Linked DNA regions of Homo sapiens: region 2 is linked to region 1. Evidence: chromatin loops called from intact Hi-C (ENCODE). Cell type or tissue: PC-9. All regions are shown on one strand. Links, peaks and the distances in the headings refer to the core of each region. The heading gives the core; the rest is flanking DNA.

Region 1 (4,385 bases), core at 223-4,222:
AAGTAAGTAAATAAATAAATAAATAAATAAAAATTAGCAGAATGTGGTGGCACACACCTGTGGTCCCAGCTACTTGGGAGGCCGAGGTGGGAGGATCACTTAAGCACCAAAATTTGAAGCAGCAGTGAGCTGTGATCATGCCACTGCACTCCAGCCTGGGGGACAGAGCAAGACCCCACCTCTGAAAACAAACAAACAAACCCAACTAGTTTGAAAACTTGCTAGCTTATATGATATTTAATTAACCTGTGCCTTCATAATATCAAGAACAGCTGGCATGAAAAAGGCTCGGGGGCAAACACAATTGACTTGTGGTAAATACAAGATCAGCTGGAGGGTGTTTTGCCAAACGGCTGAAAGCCAGGAGAGCTGAGCACGCCCAGGATGTCTAGGGGACATGGACACACCTGTCACCTGCAATGGCCAGATGAGAGGCCATCCATGGTAAAGGGGATGAAAACGGTCATAACAGGGCCAGCTATGATTGAACACAGGGTGAGTGCCACGCCCTGTGCTGGGGCGTCTCCTCGTGTCTCATTAGATCCTCACTGCAACCCCAGGAGGAGGTTTTATCTTTATTCTGGTTCCGCCATTATAAAGGTGGGAGAATTGGGGCTCAGTCCCCTCAGCTAGTAAGGAGAAGAGCTGGTCCTTGATCTCAGGTCTGCTGGTCCCCAGAGCTCGAGTCCCAGCTTCAGCTTCTCAACTCTGAGTCTCTGAAAAGGGTTTCCAAGGAGGCGGTGGAACCGTGTGGACTCAATGACTTCAGACATGGTCTGGGGCTGGGAGGCCAGACCGAGCTGCTGCAGGTAGGGAGGGCTGAGGTCAGGGTTGGGTGCCATCTTCAGGTTGTGGAAGCAACAGCAATGCCAGGACAGCAGGGCCTCCTCCTCCCCTGCGACCCACTGTGTGCCCAGACTCCCAGGGACAGAAACTCCGTCCTGGGCTCCACCGCTGCCTTCACTGCATCCCCTCCCTGTCCCACATCCCCCTGCAGGCCAGAGCCGAGCTGAGTGTGCTGCTGGCCATGGGGCTCTTCGCAGGCGCTGTTGAGCAGATGGGACCGGCTGTGCCCTGGGCCCTTCCACCTCACAGGCTGACGCTTGCTCAGAGCCCAGGAACCTCGAGCCGCCCCAGACGCGGCCAATTCTGAGGTCAATACGGGGCCCCGGTGGCCAGGGGCTCCAGCAGCTGAAGGTTCGAGTCACGGTGGAGGAATGGGGCGTGGCTGCTCTCTTCCCCAGGGTTGGGCTCCCGGCCGCGGAGGGGCAGCTGGCTCGTGCCCCAGTGGCGGGGGAGACTATTTGCTTACTCCCACCTCCACATGAGATAATCAGGAGGTCTCCTGCCATACTCTGCGCTTTCAGCATAATGGAATTCAGGAAAATTCCTGGGCCGAGCCACCCCGCAATTCTAAAGGCAGAGACCTGGGCAGCCTGCAAGGACCTCGGGATATGGGTACACTTCCTATCCCCGCTATCTTCCTACTTCTCCTAAGAAACCACTTGCCTCCCGGGACCCCAGGCCTCTGCCTCCTGCCTTTGCCCACGAGGTGACTCCACCAGGAGTGCCCACCCCCACATTGTTCAACTGAGTCCGCCTCTTACCCCACCCCAAGGCCAAGTTCAAGTGCTGCTGCTTCCTCCATGATGGCTGCCCGGATTCCTCCATCCCTATCCCCAGATATGCAGCAGTGGAGCGATGTTCCTGATGCGGAGGCAGTGGATGTCTGGAGAGAGAACCGAACTGGGGGGCCAGAGAAAGAGCTGGACGATCTTAAGCAAGCAATTTAACCTCTCTGAGCCTCAGTTTCCCCAGCCTCTGAACGGGGTGAGAATACGGAGGATTTCAAGGGGCCCTTATAGATCTGCCTCTTTATTGCCTTTTGAAAACTCGCCACTTTCCCCAAGCTGATTGAATTCCTGAGGCGTTTTGCAGAGGAGCTGCGGGAAGGGTGTGGAAGGGGGCGGGTCCGGGAGTGGCAGCCCCGTCCCCACGCCCCTGGGGTTCTGCGGACCAGCTCACTGGAGACCAGGAGGCGCTAAAAGGCAGCCCTGCGCTGCCCCCTGGTGGCCGATGTGGACACTGCAGCCAGGAAGCCTTTCCCTCCCGGCCTTCCGGAGACAGGCTGCCGGCTGGACACTCCCCTGGCTTCGCGGCTCACCTCTCACCTGGCTAGGGAACTCCTGACACCAAGGGGGACCCCGGGATGAGGGCGTTGGAGGGTGAAAGACTGGGTCTCAGCTCAGCCAATCAAGAGCGTAGTTCTGAAGAAGCCCAGTTGCGGGAAAGGAGTGAATGTGGCGGCCCCCAGAGGTGCGCCCAGCTGCTCCTCCGTCTGTGGGCTTTTCCCACGGCCTTCTCAGGAGCGCCGCCCAGCAGCTCCGCTGGAAGTGGTAGGTGCGCAGACACCTCCTCCCCACCCTTCTGCCCTCCTAGTCCTTCCACCCTGGGACAGTTGCCCCTTCCCAACCCTCTCTTCTGAACCCTTACAAAACCTTGTCCTGAGCCAGCTGTACTTTGTTCTCAAGCCCCCTCCTAGGACTGTGGACGGTTGAGGAGGGCCTCGGAAGGAGCCACCACTATCCCCAGGGAGGCCTTGGAAGTGGGCGTGATAGTGATGGGGAGTTCCTGGAGCAGGATCAGGGGCCTGTCTGCAAACACACCAGGGTCCTATCCTTTTTCACCATTGCCTGCCTCTGCCTTCTCCACTTCTCCCCAGCATTCTGTCTTCCCTGGCCTCTCCCGTCTCCTCTCTGCCTCTCTTCTCTCCTTAAGCCTTGCGTCTGTGTCCTCGTAGTCCTATGCAGGCAGGCTCTGCTTATCCCTGTTCCCTGAACCATTCTATTCCTAGATGGAACAGGATGGAACAGGTCCAGGGGCCGCTGGGCTCCGACACCCCTGGCCCTATTCCCAGGGCCTCCCTGTGTTATCTGAGCACCTTCCCAGCCTTAGTTCAACACGCTGAGGTCTGGGATTTCCATCTTGGACCCAGGTGCTCATCCTGCTTGGCCCTGACCTTCCCCTCCCCTGTCCACTTTGCCTTTGAGTCCTTTCTGCCCTCTCGTCTCCTTTACTTGCTTTCTCTCTCCTCCTCTCCATTTGCTCTCGCCCCTCCGGCAGTGAAGGAGATTTACTGGGCTGGGCTAGGGCTGGGGTTGGGGTTCCAAGGGACAGAGGGTCTGGATAATAAGCCGCTACTGTGCAGGCTTAGGAGTGTCCGCAGCCTCAATGAAAAGCCGAGATAACGCAGATAAATCCACATGCCCTGCTCTGCCTAAAAGACACACTTAGAAGATCCAATCTGTGACGCTTGGCTGCACTTTTTTTTTTTTTAAATTTTACTTTAAGTTCTGGGATACATGTGCAGAACATGAAGGTTTGTCACATAGGTATACATGTGCCATGGTGGTTTGCTGCACCTATCAAACTGGTATCTAGGTTTTCAGCTCTGCATGCATTAGGTATTTGTACTAATGCTGTCCCTCCCCTAGACCCCACCCTCCAACAGGTCCCGGTGTGTGATGTTCCCCTCCCTGTGTCCATGTGTTCTCATTGTTCAACTCCCACTTATGAGTGAGAACATGCTGTGTTTGGTTTTCTGTTCCTGTGTTAGTTTGCTGAGAATGGTGGCTTCCAGCTTCATCCATGTCCCTGCAAAGGACATGAACTCATCCTTTTTTACGGCCGCATAGAATTCTGTGGTGTATATGTGCCACATTTTCTTTATCCAGTCTATCATTGATGGGCATTTGGGTTGGTTCCAAGTCTTTGCTATTGTGAATAGTGCTGCAGTAAACATATGTGTGCATACGTCTTTATAGTAGAATGATTTATAATCCTTTGGGTATATACCCAGTAATAGGATTGCTGGGTCAAATGGTATTTCTGGTTCTAGATCCTTGAGGAATCACCACACTATCTTCCACAATGGTTGAACTAATTTACACTATCACCAACAGTGTAAAAGCGTTCCTATTTCTCCACAGCCTCGCCAGCATCTGTTATTTCCTTACTTTTTAATGATCGCCATTCTAACTGGCATGAGATGGTATCTCATTGTGGTTTTGATTTGCATTTCTCTAATGATCAGTGATAATGAGCTTTTTTTCATATGTTTGTTGGCTGCATAAATGTCTTCATTCTTTTTTATTATTTATTATTTTTAATTTTTTTAAAAAATAATTTCCTTGGCTGGGCTTGGTATCACTGTCCCCACCTTCCATGGTAGGCTGCTGGGGTGGCCTGGGGCGTAAAGGCCTTAGGTACCTGGGCCGGAATCTGGGCGGGGGGACCCACTCATCTCCCTGCTGTTGGTGCCCCTCCAATGGGGCTGTCTGTTTGGTTCTACCCCATCAGTGCCCTCTATAGGCTGCTGCTGGTTG
Region 2 (4,385 bases), core at 268-4,267, 110 kb before region 1:
ATTTGTCCCCAGTGCCCATTGGGAAACCCCCCCCCACTCGCCCAGCCCCAGGCTCCACTGCGTAAAAGGAAGGTCGGAAGGTGGAGCATCTTTTAGGTATTCATTCAACGAACTTCACCAGGCACCCACCGTGGGCACCCCTGTGCTAAGTGCTGGCTGTACATACTGATGTGGAAAGCATGTGGGCTTGGACAGGCTGTCCCTCAGTAGCGGGGTGGCTAAACAAGCCACTTAACCTGCGAGAACTCAGTTTCTGGGTTGGCAAAATGGGAATAGTATAGACCTCAGAGGGCGACTATTGGGATTAGATGAGATGTGTAAAGCATTTAGACAGAGCTCAGAACATGGTAGGCAGTGATGGCGGCAATGACTGTATTAGTCCATTTTGCATTGCTATAAAGGAATACCTGAGGCTGGGTAATTTATAAAGAAAAGTGGTGTGATTGGCTCATAGTTCTGCATCATTCTGCAGGCTATACGAGAAGCATGGGTCCAGGATCTGCTCCTGGTGAGGACCTCAAAGAGCTTCTGCTCATGGAGGAAGGCGAAGGGGAGCTGGCATGTCACGGAGTGAGAGGGGAGCAAGAGAGAGGGGAGGAGATGCCAGGTTATTTTTTTTTTAACAACCAGCTCTCATGAAAACTCGCTCGTTACTCTGGTGGATGGCACCAAGCCATTCATGAGGGATCTGCCCCCGTGACCTGAACACTTCCCACCAGCCCCCACTTCCAATATCGGGGATCACAATTCAACATGAGATTTGTAGGGGACAAACACCCAAACTCTATCAGACACAAAGCTCCTTCCCTCAGGGAGATCACAGGATACTATGGAAGCACTGCTTGGACTTGAGTTTAGCTGGGGGCTCCTAGAGGAGTGACTGAGCTGGGCTTCACCAGGCATAGCAGTCCACGTAGGCATAGCAGTCCACGTATGCGTACTTGGCATCCAGGTGTCTTTGCAGTGACTCAGGGACCGTGGCTGCTTTGCCCTTGGAGGTCCCTGGTCTCATCCTGAGGGAGACAGCACTTGGGGATCTCCGCCTGCTCCTCTGGGCCTCAGCTGGAAATGACACTGACCATCCTGCTCTCCGTCCCTGGATCAGGACTCGCCACGTGGCCCCGCATCATTGCAGAGGGGCTGGGAAATGCGGGGAAGCACATGGATACTCGACCAGCAGTAAATGTGCACCACTCAGAGGGTGGAGCCAGGGGGCTTCCAGGCTGGGGGAGCTGGGACAAGAGGCAGAAGGGCATCTGGGAGCCATCAGTCCTCCGGGTGCCTTCAGGGTGATGGCAAGGAAGGCGGGGGGGCGCTGCTTGGTGGCAAGGATGAGACAGTGGGTCGGGCTGGGCTGGGCCGGGCTGGAGAGCTCTGGCTACAATGAAATGAAGGCAGCGGAGCGTATAGGACACAGAGACCTTTTGGGAGGCTGTTGCAGAGATCTACACATGGGGGATGGACTCCTGAACTGGGGCTATGGCAACACAGCAGGGGAGGAAGAGGAAGGGCCTTAAGCTATCAACAGTGGAATCCAGCTTGGGACGGGGCAATTCCCAGACTCCTCACTTGGGCGACTGTCATTCACTGAGCTTGCGATCAGGGAGACTAGGGCAGCTTTGGGGAAAGATGATGGGCTTCTTGATGGATTGCCCCAACAGGCAGCAGGATACAGCATTAGAGGGCTCAGAGAGACCTGGGCCAGAGTCATCAACCTGCTGAACACCAGGTGCCCTGGCCACCTCCCCTCACACCCTGCAAAGCACCCACCACCCTTCTGCCTCTGACCCCTGCTGGGCACTGCTCAGCAGCCAGTCCCCAAAGAACAAAGGGGAGCCTGACAGATTAAAAAGCCCCGTGTGTTATCCTGGCAACAGAAGCTCGGAAGCCAGTGATCAATTCCCAGTCTGAACATAAGTAATCCCAGGACAGGCAGGGGTGGGCCGGAGGGGGCAGACATGAAGGTGCTCGTTATGGCCAGTGGAAGGATGCTTTTAACACAGAGATGGCCAGGGCACATCACATAAATATCATGCTTTGCAATTGTGGAGGTAATTGAAACATGATTAACCCCCCTGGTCTTTGGTCGTTGGGATTTGGAATCCAATATATTATGAACACTCTGTTCTGAAACTGGCTCTGTCGGCCTCTCCTCTGCAGACAGGAGCTGTTCTCATAAGCATCATAAAAAGCTTCGTGCATTATTGAACAGTGGAGGTAGTTTTCCTGTGCCCTGAAGTCCTTTGCCATTTTCTCTGTTGCATTCTGGCATTTATTTCAAACGCTCCTTTCAAGTCAACACAGACCCACCCGTTCAGCCTCCAGGAAGGAGCCCCCTCAGCCCCAAACACAAGCCCTCGCCTCTCACTTCTGGGAAGAATCAGGTTATCTGGAGGTGAATCAGAGGCTAGCTCTTTACAAATCAAGCAGCGTCTACATTACATTCTAGCCATTTCACAGATGGGTAAACAGAAGTGCAGAGGAGTTAAGTCATTTGCCTAGTTCGCTAAGCAAAACCAAAATAGGGTGAAAATGGAAACCGAAAAACCTGTTCTGACTTAGGTAAATCATGGCCACACCCTGTGCTCTGCAGAGGGAAAACACAAGCTCTACTGGACAAGTGAGGATGAAGCTACCCCTGAATAATCCCAGTGGAAAGTGGCAGGCTTGGGAAATAGAGTCGTGCTTGCTGGAGCCTCTCTGCCTCACCGAGAGGCCTGAGTGCCTTTTATTAAACAGAGGACTATTCAACAATAAATATTTCTCACACAAGGCCGGAGAAGTTACCACACTTGGCTCCCTCCCAGCCTGGCTGAGTCAGCAGGGAATTTGCCAAGGTGCGGAAACCTTGTGTTCTGTGATTTTGGTGTGTTGATATTTTTTAAATACTGAGCTGGAAAGCCTGAGGACTGCAAAACACACACGGATGCACCAACCCCATGGGTTCTGATCCTGAGAAACATGGGTTAGGCTCCTAGGGTGCTGGGAAGCTACAGCGGGGAATGGGTGGGTGGACGGATGCTACGGGGGATTTGGGAAGGGGTCAAAAGCAATGCTGTCTCTCAAATACAAGTTTCCTTTTCTATAGAATGGTTCGAATAAGGTGTAGACCCAGGGATGCTGTGAGATTAAGATTTTCGAAGTTAAGGGGCTTTAGCAGGGAGAGCGCTGGACTCGGATTTCAATCCTTCCTGATACAGTTATGACTTATCGGCTGTGAGTCCCTGGGTAAGAGGTTTCCCCTTTCTGAGCTTATTGTTTCACTTATAAAATGGGGCATTAATATTTCCTACACGAACCTTTAAGAGATAGGTACCAGGGCCCAAAGAACTGCATGAATATAAGTGCGTTTGCACAGAGATACTTACGGCATGATTATTTTTGGTGTGTTGCTACTGCAGCACTTTGCCTGGGGCAGGTCCTGTTCAGCCTTGGGACCTTGTTTATTTGTATTAGGCTTTTTGATGAGACTGGGGAGAGCTCCTTCACTAGGACTTCACAGAAAAGAACTCGTCTGTCTTTCCCTTCACATAATTAATATTCCAAATAAGAATTACACAGCCATTTCTATTAATATTTGATTCTTTGCCTCTTCAACTATCGGCTTAGTTTTCTGACTGAGATGAAAGAAGAAATAATTGTTTTTACAGCCACTCCTACTGAGGAGGCAGCTGTAGACCCTGATCGCAGCCAGGGAAGTAACAACTTTGTTTGGCCTGAGGACAAGAGGTGGGATGACGGTGTTAGCCTCAGTGGTTCCTGTGGGGAGAGAGAAGCCCCCCTCGGCTGCTTTTGAGGCAGATCCTGAAGGAATCGGCTTCTGAGTTCTGAGTGCCTTGGAGGCATGGGGAAGGCCTGCTGGAAGGCTGGTTCAGATGTGCTCCCTGCTGGGAAGAGATTGGTGCTCCACTCCCAGGACTTATAGAAGCCCAGCCTGGGGGAGGCAGATAATTAGCAGATGGGGCCAGAGGGTGACTTTCAGCTTCGACTCCAACACAGCCCCTGTTGGGCACCTGCAGGAGGCAGACAAGTACCTGGCTCGGAGGACGACTGGGCACGGCCTCCTCATCTTGGTAAAGACAATGGGGCTTCCCACTCTGGAAGGACAGAAGCCAGCCCTACACATGGTGCAGTGCCTGGGGGCCTCTGTGGTCCAGGAGATGTCCTTCTCCACTCCTTCACTTCTCAGAGGCTGGGCTCCTGCCTCCTGGAAAATTGCCACCACCCGGGGCCCAACCAGAGGCCAGATATCCCCAGAGGCATGGGGATAGTGAGGGGGTAGCCCCTGATCAGAGTCTCCACCTGGACTGAATTCTTAGAATTTTATGTTGCCCCAGCATCCATTTTGAATATAAATTTAACTTTCTCAGACCAGAGGTAGAGCT

Evidence for each region. Peaks named below come from ENCODE experiments on the same cell type or tissue, not always from the same donor. Only the 100,000 strongest peaks of a DNase experiment are listed, where the experiment ranks them.
Region 2: a loop joins it to region 1, with 5 times the contacts of the local background. A loop is called at or near these places in 30 of 110 quality-filtered maps.

The regions. Positions count from the first base shown.
Region 1 is chr10:123,992,475-123,996,859 of GRCh38, reverse strand. It overlaps the pseudogene YBX2P1. Among named protein-coding and RNA genes, the nearest start is that of CHST15, 99 kb to the left of the region's middle. RefSeq lists enhancers at 1,130-1,692, 1,693-2,255. In PC-9, for the core only: CTCF peaks have their summits at 884 (motif pointing left), 1,878 and 2,079 (motif pointing left); DNase peaks (open chromatin) are centred at 1,139 and 2,009; H3K4me3 peaks cover 1,779 bases; H3K27ac peaks cover 1,808 bases.
Region 2 is chr10:124,104,811-124,109,195 of GRCh38, reverse strand. No RefSeq gene overlaps it. Among named protein-coding and RNA genes, the nearest start is that of CHST15, 13 kb to the right of the region's middle. RefSeq lists an enhancer at 2,380-2,649. In PC-9, for the core only: no CTCF peak of the experiment used is centred there; DNase peaks (open chromatin) are centred at 2,615 and 3,405; H3K4me3 peaks cover 1,172 bases; H3K27ac peaks cover 2,637 bases.